Regions from separate parts of the Homo sapiens genome. Here all the other regions are linked to region 2. The links are chromatin contacts, found by Hi-C or POLR2A ChIA-PET in ENCODE. All regions are on one chromosome and are shown on one strand. The core of a region is the stretch at or near the end of the contact, and the rest is flanking DNA. Distances in the headings are between cores, read along the strand shown. Region 1 overlaps KLC1 (kinesin light chain 1). Region 2 has its middle 32 kb from the start of COA8. Region 3 overlaps MARK3 (microtubule affinity regulating kinase 3).

What was found. Hi-C counts contacts between places; a loop is a spot of excess contacts on that map. ChIA-PET counts read pairs that join two places held with the same protein, here RNA polymerase II (POLR2A). Pooled maps may share reads with other maps.
Region 1: a map with no recorded cell type shows a loop between it and region 2 (10-fold over the local background). The contact joins two enhancer-like sites. A Hi-C loop is called at or near these places in 8 of 37 single-sample maps with no recorded cell type and 6 of 50 pooled maps. POLR2A ChIA-PET finds 5 or more read pairs at or near these places in 4 of 52 experiments (AG04450, H1, activated CD8-positive, alpha-beta memory T cell and 1 more).
Region 3: a loop to region 2 is called in a pooled map, with 2.6 times the contacts of the local background. The contact joins two enhancer-like sites. A Hi-C loop is called at or near these places in 1 of 168 maps with a recorded cell type or tissue (astrocyte of the cerebellum) and 4 of 50 pooled maps. POLR2A ChIA-PET finds 5 or more read pairs at or near these places in 1 of 52 experiments (GM12878).

Annotation. Positions count from the first base shown.
Region 1 is chr14:103,689,757-103,693,139 of GRCh38, forward strand. KLC1 (kinesin light chain 1) reads left to right here. Exons shown (of 17, transcript NM_001394837.1): 15 at 2,603-2,669. Among named protein-coding and RNA genes, the nearest start is that of XRCC3, 24 kb to the right of the region's middle. Within about 2 kb of position 2,040, at least 4 of the 41 ENCODE cell types and tissues checked have a DNase peak (open chromatin) inside an H3K27ac peak, as active enhancers do.
Region 2 is chr14:103,593,043-103,595,968 of GRCh38, forward strand. No RefSeq gene overlaps it. Among named protein-coding and RNA genes, the nearest start is that of COA8, 32 kb to the left of the region's middle. RefSeq lists a silencer at 655-794. Within about 2 kb of position 1,434, at least 16 of the 41 ENCODE cell types and tissues checked have a DNase peak (open chromatin) inside an H3K27ac peak, as active enhancers do.
Region 3 is chr14:103,498,810-103,501,738 of GRCh38, forward strand. It overlaps MARK3 (microtubule affinity regulating kinase 3), which reads left to right. Exons shown (of 18, transcript NM_001128918.3): 17 at 1,347-1,391. Among named protein-coding and RNA genes, the nearest start is that of CKB, 23 kb to the right of the region's middle. Within about 2 kb of position 1,547, at least 9 of the 41 ENCODE cell types and tissues checked have a DNase peak (open chromatin) inside an H3K27ac peak, as active enhancers do.

The sequences.
Region 1 (3,383 bases), core at 790-3,289, 97 kb after region 2:
AAAGGTTTTGAATGCCACGTGTTCAAACAAGGCAGTTCGCAAGAGTGGTAGGAAGAGACGTTGAGGATTCGAGTTGTTCTTTCGTTTCGTAAAAGGGGGTTTGAGGGAAGGTTGTGTAGCTCTTTTAAAAAGAGTTAATGGCGGCCGGTGCAGTGGCTGATGCCTGTAATCCCAGCACTTTGGGAGGCCTAGGTGGGTGGATCACTTGAGATCAGGAGTTTGAAACCAGCCTGGCCATCATGGCGAAACCCCGTCTCTACTAAAAATACAAAAATTAGCCGGGCCAGGTGGTGCATGCCTGTGGTCCCAGCTACTCAGGAGGCTGAGGCAGGAGAATCACTGGAACCCAGTAGGGCAGAGGTTGCAGTGAGCCAAGATCACACCACTGCACTCCAGCCTGGGCGATGGAGTGAAACTTCGTCTCAAAAAAAAAAAAAAGTTAATGGCCACTTTATAGCAAGAATAACTGAGTATGTCAGATGATAATTTACTTGTGATTTGGTTTGATTTTATACTTTGTTCTTGAGTGGTTCTAGGTAGAGAAAAACCTGTTTGGGACTCCAGCAATGTCTGTTGTGGGCTTCATTGGGATGTTTTTGTTTTGTCCTGGTTGGGACATTTTGGGGGTGAGTTTTGCCTGGGGATAAGGAAATTCAGGTCTTGCTTTTGGTGCAGTTGTTCGGCAGGGGCTGGCTGAGTATCTGCCATGTGCCAGGCGCTGTGCTCACAGCACTGCTGACACACGGGTGGGTGCCCTGGGCTTTCAGCCTCATCCCAGTGTCCTGTGTGAGGCTGTCCCTGTCACCCCTCAAGCCTGTGCCTCAGCCTCACAGCCACCGTCCTTGGCTTTCCCAGGAACTGCTGCGCTCATGTTCGCTGTCCCATGTTGCATGCAGTTCACGTTCAGAATTCAAGTAACCCTCAGTATCGGTTGCTTTAGCTTTAAAACTTCAGGGGAGTTTATGTTCAAAGGCATCCATGGTGGTGGTGAACAACGATAGTCATTTTATGACTGTCCATCATTTAAGTTATAGATTATTTATAGGCTGTTTCATCAAGTATTTTAAATACATCAGATGGAGGAAAAGTAAATATATGTATACATTCCTGTATTCCTTTAAGTGGAGAACCATGACTTTATGTTACATTTTGCTTTCTAAGTAGAAAAATACTGGCTTCAGAGTTTATTTTACTAACAATAAAGTTGATTTCCCAGCTTTTAATATAGAAAGATAAAAAATATGACAGTATATTTATGCATCATCTTTTAGCAGTGAGTTTTGAGTGTCTCTTCATGATCCCTTAGTGGTGACGAGTCTGACATGAGCCCTGGAGCACCCTCCCTGAAAAGCATCAGACTGAAGGCAGAGCCTCTCTGCTCCCAGATGGTTCCCCCCACTTTTTTTTTTTTTTTTTTTCTGAGACAGAGTCTTGCTGTGTCGCCCAGGCTGGACTACAGTGGAGTGATCTTGGCTCACTGCAACCTCTGCCTCCTGGGCTTAAGTGAATCTTGTGCCTCAGCCTCCAGAGTAGCTGGGATTACAGGTGTGTACCACCACGCCTGGCTAATTTTTTGCATTTTTAGTAGAGACAGGGTTTCACCACGTTGCCCAGGCTGGTTGTGAACTCTGGGCCTCAAGTGATCCACCCGCCTCAGTCTCCCAAAGTGCTGGGATTACAAGCATGAGCCACCACGCCTGGCTTTTTTTTTTTTTTTTTTTTTTTTTTTTGGTAGGTGGAGTCTCACTCTTGCGTAGGCTGGAGTGCAGTGGCGTGATCTCAGCTCACTGCAACCTCTGTCTCCTGGGTTCAAATGATTTTCCTGCCTCAGCCTCCCAAGTAGCTGGAATTACAGGCACATGCCACCATGCCCAGCTAATTTTTTGTATTTTAGTAGAGATGGGGTTTCACCGTGTTGCTCAGGCTGGTCTCAAACTCCTGAGCTCAGGCAGTCTGCCCGCCTCAGCCTCCCAAAGATTACAGGTGTGAGCCACTGCAGCTGGTCTTTTTTTTGTTTCGTTTTGTTTTAAAGAGAGACAGGGTCTTGCTCTGTCTCCCAGGCTGGAGTGCAGTGGTGCAGTCATGGCTCACTGCAGCCTTGACCACCTGGGCTCAAGTGATCCTCCACTTCTGCCTCCTGAGCAGCTGGGACTACAGATGCATGCCACCACGCCTGGCTAATTTTTGTATTTTTGTAGAGATGGGGTTTCCCCATGTTACCCGGGATGGTCTTGAACTCCTGGGCTTAAGTGATCCTCCTGCCTTGGCCTTCCAAAGCATTGGGATTACAGACTTGAGCCACTATACCCAGTCTAGATGAGCCACTTTTTAAAAGTGCAAGTCTAAGGACATTTTGAGTTTGCATATGGTACTTTAAAAGAAGCATTTTGCTGTGAAAGATGCAGAGAAGCTGTGGTCTTTTCTCCTGGGCACTAAATAGAGTGAGACATAGGACTCCCCGGTTACCCAAGCAAGATGAAGGCAAGGTCCCTAGAGCCCCCAGTGTCACAGAGGCGTTGGAGGGGGCTTTGCTTGTGCTTCCTGTTGCTGGTTGACCGATGTGCTGATCGTTTGTCCTTGCATGTCCGTGTCCGGGTTGCAGCATGAAGCGTGCCAGCTCTCTGAATGTCCTTAACGTGGGTGGCAAGGCTGCTGAAGATCGCTTTCAAGTAAGGAGCCTACCCCGAATTGTGTCCTAGGCTGCCCAGACCACGCTGGCAGGTCTGCTGCAGACCCGCACTCGGCCCCTGCTCGGCCCCTGCTCCTGCAGAGGGCTGGGGACGCCGCCACGTTTGTTCCTAGACAGACAGTTGTGACAGTAGTATTTTTATATTCTGCTTAACCACTGATTATGTGAATTATGGGCATGTTCACACTGTGAACATTCTCAGAATATTAATTAATGATCTCAAATGGTCTTTAAAAATAGTTTAACCTAATTAATGTATTCTGTTAAAGTACTGTCAAAGCTCGACCAATTACTAGTTTGTATGATTGTTTGATTTTAGCCTCTACTAAGTTTATAACTATTAATAATTAATTGTCTACTTAAGCTGTTGTTCAGTGTTCAGAAGTATTCAAAACTCTGTTAACATGATGACTAGCGTGCTGTCAGTTTGACACTAAAACCTGAAGCACTCGGTGCAGTTGCTCGGGCCTCACACAGACACATCAGGTTTACATCTGAAAGTACTGCCTCCCTTCCCCATCACGGAGGCCGTTTGAGTTTTCATCCACTCCGCCCTTTGGTGTGGCTGTCAGTGGGTGGCCGGGTGCCTGTGGCTGCTCTAGAACCTGTTTCTCAGGTGCCTGGGGCCCACCCGGCAGCTCGAGCTGTTGGGACTTGGCAGTCCCTGCCCCTGTGCTGGTGCTGAGAGTTCGCG
Region 2 (2,926 bases), core at 184-2,683:
ACCTGGATGACAAGTAAAACTCTCTCTCCAAAAAAAAAAAAAAAAAATTAACCCAAAAATTTGTATGCTCAAGTTTTTTTTTAATTAGGTTAATATAATTGTAACAGCCATATTCAAATAAAGTATTTCTGTGGGCTTTTAAATAGTTACAAAATAAAGCTTATCTCAGTGATGTGGGTTTTTGGTTTTTTTGTTGTTGTTGTTTTTTGAGACGGTGTCTTGCTCGTTCGCCCAGGCTGGAGTGCAGTGGCGCGATCTCAGCTCACTGCAACCTCTGCCTCCCAGGTGCAAGCGATTCTCCTGTCTCAGCCTTCCAAGTAGCTGGGACTACAGGTACGTGCCAACACACCCAGCCAATTTTTGTATTTTTAGTAGCGACAGGGTTTCACCATGTTGGCCAGGATGGTCTTGATCGCTTGACCTCACGACCTGCCCACCTCAGCCTCCCAAAGTGTTGTGATTACAGGCGTGAGCCACCGCGACCAGCCCACTGATGTGTTTTATACCACTTTTCCCACAAAATGCATGTTTGTTAAAATTCCAAATATTTTAAATATTTTAATTTGGAGTTTAAAAGCAAAATAATATTGAGTCTCTTTCTCCCACTTTGTGTGTTGGGTGGTCTTTGTAGAAACTGATTTTTTACCTGCTCATATTCACCCAAAAAAAGGAGCCGGATGTGGCTAACAGAAGTTCAGCAGGACTCACGAGGGCTATCTCAGGTCAGTGAAAACAGGATATCTAATGCCTTTTCCTCTTTCTGTTTTGTTTTGACACGGAGTCTCGGTCTGTCACTCAGGCTGGAGTGCAGTGGCATGATCTCTGCTCACTGCAGGCTTCACCTCCCGGGTTCAAGCAATTCTCCTGCCTTAACCTCCAGAGTAGCTGGGATTACAGGTGTGTACCACCACGCCTGGCTAATTTTTGTATTTTTAGTAGAGATGGGGTTTCACCATGTTGGCCAGGCTGGTCTCAAACTCCTGACCTCGTGATCTGCCCACCTCGGCATCCCGAAGTGCTGGGATTACAGGTGTGAGCCACCGAGCCCGGCCTTCCTTGTTTTTATTTAATCCTAATAATGTACCGGAAGCTGCACCTGCCTGCAAGCCTCAGCTCCCTTGAGGCCATCCCGTAGCTCTGGCAGAGCCCCCAGCAGGGCTCCAGTTGGCGTCAGGTACAGCATTTGCTCTGCACAAATGCTGGAGTTATAATGATTAATAGAAGCATCTTCAAGAAAAACCTCCCCAGGGAAAGGCCGCCGTGTGGGGAGCATCTTTAGGAGCTGCAGCTGGAGGACCCGGGCCTGCCCACACACATGCTGCTCTTTAAAGGAAGCGGAATTGCATCAGGGCTACGGAGAAGCCTTGCCTTGGGGCAGCAGTGCTACCCTGCTTCGATCTTTTGCGCCTAAGAGGACAAAGCTTGAGAGCTGTTTTCTGACAAGCCCTTTAGTCTGCTTCCAGCACGGGGAAGTGGCTGCTTCCAAGCCTTTGTGCCTCAGGCACACGCTGAGCCTTCCGCCCCCAGCAGAGGAGTGAGCCACAGAAGGCCCTTTGTTCTGTACATTTGCAAGGAGTATTTTAGACTTCTGATTAATGGAGAAACCACGCAACTCCTGGCAGATTGTATGACAGTTTTCTGTTTGCTGATTTTTTTTATTTTTATTTTTGCTACCAGCACTTTTTTTTTTTTTTTTTTTAAGAAAAACAGCAACAAGGCCGGGTGCGGTGGCTCACGCCTGTAATCCCAGCACTTTGGCGTGACCCCCGCACGAGGTCAGGAGTTTGAGACCAGCCTGGCCAGTGTGGTGAAACCCCGTCTCTACTAAAAATACAAAAATTAGCTGGGCCATGGTGGCGCATGCCTGTAACCCCATCTACTCAGGAGACTGAGGTAGGAGAATCGCTTGACCCCAGGAGGCAGAGGTTGCAGTGAGCCGAGATCGCACCACTGCACTCCTGCCTGGGCGTCAGAGTGAGCCTCCGTCTCAAAACACAATCAAACAAACAAACAAAAAACAGAAACAAAAATAGCTCTATTCTGCTGAGATTTTTAAAGTTAAAATTGTAACAGTGTGTCTGGTTAGGAAATCGGAGCAGCATAGGAAGGAGTAGATGACAAAGGAATAGGCTTCCTTTCTAAATCCATAATTAATTTTCCTGAAGGTGAGGCTGGAGGTTCCTGTTCTGAAAGCCCCCTTATTGGGAGGCAGCCAGTAGAGTTTGGGGTCTGGGTGCTGCTGGCATTTTCCTCCCCGTGGCCCACTGGGTTCGCCTTCCCAGAGTCTTATTAGATTCCCTCTCAGGCTCCCCCATGCTTGCATTATTTTTTTGCCTTTTAACATAGATCCCTTCTGAACGGTGTGCTACAGCGCCTTCATTCCTTTCCAGAGTATTTTCCTCTGTGATGCATGCTCTGCAGTGGATCAGCTTTTGTCGTGGATGGCTGAGCGTGAGGCTGAGCCACCCCTGCCTCCTGGTGGATGTGGGCCGCACCCCTCCAGCTGGTCCCACCTGCCGACCAGCTGTTCTGGTTGCTCCCTCATCTATAGGCTGCAAGCGTTTGAAGGGAGGAGATGTGGGGAATGGTTAAAATCTGTCAATGTTTATTCAGCCGAGAAATACTGAGCACCTGCTCTGCTGGGCACAAGGGCCCCGATGTTGGTAGTTCATTGTTGCTCCCCCTGCAAAGACTAGCAAGATTTAAAGTAAGAGAAAAAAGCCAGCCACATAATGTAGACCCCACCAGAATGTTTTACAGAATCAGCTGATCTGACTCATGTTTACATTCCCAGTTAATCATAGATTTCAATTATATTCTTTTTTTTTTTTTTGAGACCGAGTCTCGCTCTGTCCCCAGGCTGGAGTGCAGTGGCGCGATCTTGGCTCACTGCAACCTCCACCTGCTGGGTTCAAGCGATTCTTCT
Region 3 (2,929 bases), core at 297-2,796, 94 kb before region 2:
ATACTAATAACACTTAGCATGCTCCTGTTTGAAGAATGAGATGCTCAGTAATGTTAATGTACAATTAATGATTATCCACAGGCATGCAAAAGGTAAGTATTAGTTGTGTTATTTTTATTTCACTGAGGATGGAATTAGCAAAAGGCTTTAAAATGACAGGAAAATTAGCTAATACAGAAAACAAGCATAAAATTCAAAGCTACAGCCTCATTTGATTTGGCTTTTTCAGAAATTAAAATGTGAACAGCTGCGTAGCAGAAATGTTTTAATATTTTCAGAGTTGAAAGCCACTTTCCAGCAACCACTGAAGAAAGAGTATCTCATTATTTTTACTTAAAGCACTACAGAAAGTGGTGTTCTGATTTTATTAATATTTTTTAGGCCAGGCATGGTGGCTTATGCCTGTAATCCCAGCACTTTGGGCGGATCACTTGAGCCCAGGAGTTCAAGACCATCCTGGACAACATGGCAAAACCCCGCCTCTACAAATAATATAAAAATTAGCCGGGCATGGTGGCACGCATCTGTGGTCCCAGCTACTCAGGAGGCTGAGGCAGGAGGATCACCTGAGCCCTGGGAGGTCAAGGTTGCAGTGAGCCATGATCATGCCACTGTGCTCCAGCCTAGGGGAGTGAGACCCTGCCTCAAAAAAGAAAAACATATTTTTTGATGGTGATAATCAAGAAACCAAAAATATTGCTTTCTTAATGCACACATGAGGCAGGAAATCTTTCCTGAAGGGCTACATTGTACCTGTGCCTCTCAAGTCACCAGAAGGCCAAGCTGCAGGTCAAAACTGCGGGAAAAGCACTTTCTTCCTGTTGGCAGTTCCATTCTATTATTATTTTTTAATTGATCTTCCCACTTGTCTGATTTTTCCTTGGACAGAACAGGTAATAACTGAATATAGAATCCAGCTGATAGCCTCATTGGCTTTTAATTGGAAACCCATTATACTGTGTGGCACAATTAGAAAGTGAGAATAACCCCATTCTGAGGCCGAGTGTGCTCAGGCTGAAGAGCCAGCAGGAGTGCCCGCTGTGCGTGCGTGGTGTGCGGTGTGTGCAGTGTGCAGCGTGCAGCGGTATGGCATGCAATGTGTGTGATGTATGCAGTGTGCAGCATGGAGCTGGCCCCTGTGCACACCCCTGCAGCCTTGTGGAAGAAGGTAGCGCTGGCTCAGTCAAATGAGAGGAAGAGTTTTCATAAGCCCGGCTGGTGTTTAAAACGTGTTTTGGCTTTGTTCATTTTATGGTGTTGGTGTTGGTATTGGTGGTCATGTACTGGCATGTAAGATTTCTTTTCTCTTTCCCTCTTCTCTCTGCTTCTACATTCTGTTCATTGAGGCTTCCAACTGAATATGAGAGGAACGGGAGATATGAGGGCTCAAGGTGAGGGAAATGATTTTTACTTAAAATTTTTTTCAGGTGTTTACTTCATTTCTGTGGCAGAGGCGACTATTTTCTGAATGTTCCCTACTGTATTCCTGCTGTCTCTGTAGGAGTTACGTAGAGAGGGTGGCCACAAGGGGGCGCCAGCCTGCCATGAGCACCGTCCAGATCCAGCTTGGCCTCCGCTCTACATTTGTGTTTGTGTTCAAAGCACGGCGAGGCCTTCAGCCTTCCTGCCTGGGCGTTAACAGCCTTTGGAGGTCTGGGTTGGGTAGCAGTGCTCAGAGAAATAAGCCCTCAGTTCATCACTGACCCCTCACATGGTTCTCTTCACAAGGAATAAAAGCAAAGTACTTAATAGAATGTCCATATTTCAAACTAGATATGTTTTCTTCTAAGAATGGTGATTATATAGTTGAGTGTTTTGCTTTTCTTTTTTTTTTTTCTGAGACACGGTGTCGCTCTGTCACCCAGTCTGGAGTGTAGTGGCGTGATCAGGGCTTACTCGAGTTCCCAGGCTTATGCGATCCTCCCACCTCAGCCTCCTGAGTATCTGGAACCACAGGCACTGCCACCATGCTGGCTAATTTTTGTATTTTCTGTAGAGATGGGGGTCTCGCCATGTTGGCCGGGCTGGTCTCAAACTCCTAGGCTCAAGTGAACCTCCCACCTCAACCTCCCAAAGTGCTGGGATGACAGACATGAGCCCCCGCACCCAGCCTTGCTTTTCCATTTTGTATAGTTATCATTGCATGGATTTGAGGGGAGGCAATCACCAGGTAGCCTTAGGACTCTATGTCCCTTGTTCTAGGTCTCTTCCACTTGTGCCCTTTTTTTATGCCAGTCACCAGCAGGCTATTTCAGGTCCTCATTCACCGTTTGTCCTTTTGGTCTTTCTAAAAGCCCGCTTCTGGTCATATGACCTTTCTGAATTAAAACCTTCAGTGACCTCCACTATTTCACCTGGCCACGTCCCTGCGAGGCCCTGAGTGGCGTGGTCCAGGCTGCCCCAGCAGCCCCAGCTCTGCTGCCCCATCAAGGCAGAGCACTAGGGTGAGTGCCAGGCAGCATTCCCTCTCCAGGCCTACCCATCCCAGCCAGGAGCAGGCTCTAGATCCTGGTTTGTTTCCCCACCCATAATAGGAAGGTGACATAATAGGACCTACGTGGGCATCAAGTAAGTTGGGGCCTGACCACCACAAGTGCTCATTAAGTGCCACCAGCTGTTGTGGGGGTGATGACACTGTGCCTCCAGTTCCACTCAGTCTGTGTACTTTATTATGCCACAGACACATCCTGTACTTTCCTACCTCCCCTTTGGCTGTGATCCCCTCTACTCAAAACAAACACTCTTCCCTATCTTCATTGCATTTTGTTGAAATCCCATGGCTCTTCATAGCTCTCCTCAGATGCAGGCCCACCCCCACCCGTGCTGTTTCCTCCTTGTCTCATCCTGCCTGTCACGTTCTCCTGCTCGGCGGGCTCCACCTCTTCTGCTGCCCTCTAGGAGATGGCCAGCCTTTCCTGTGCTGCCACTG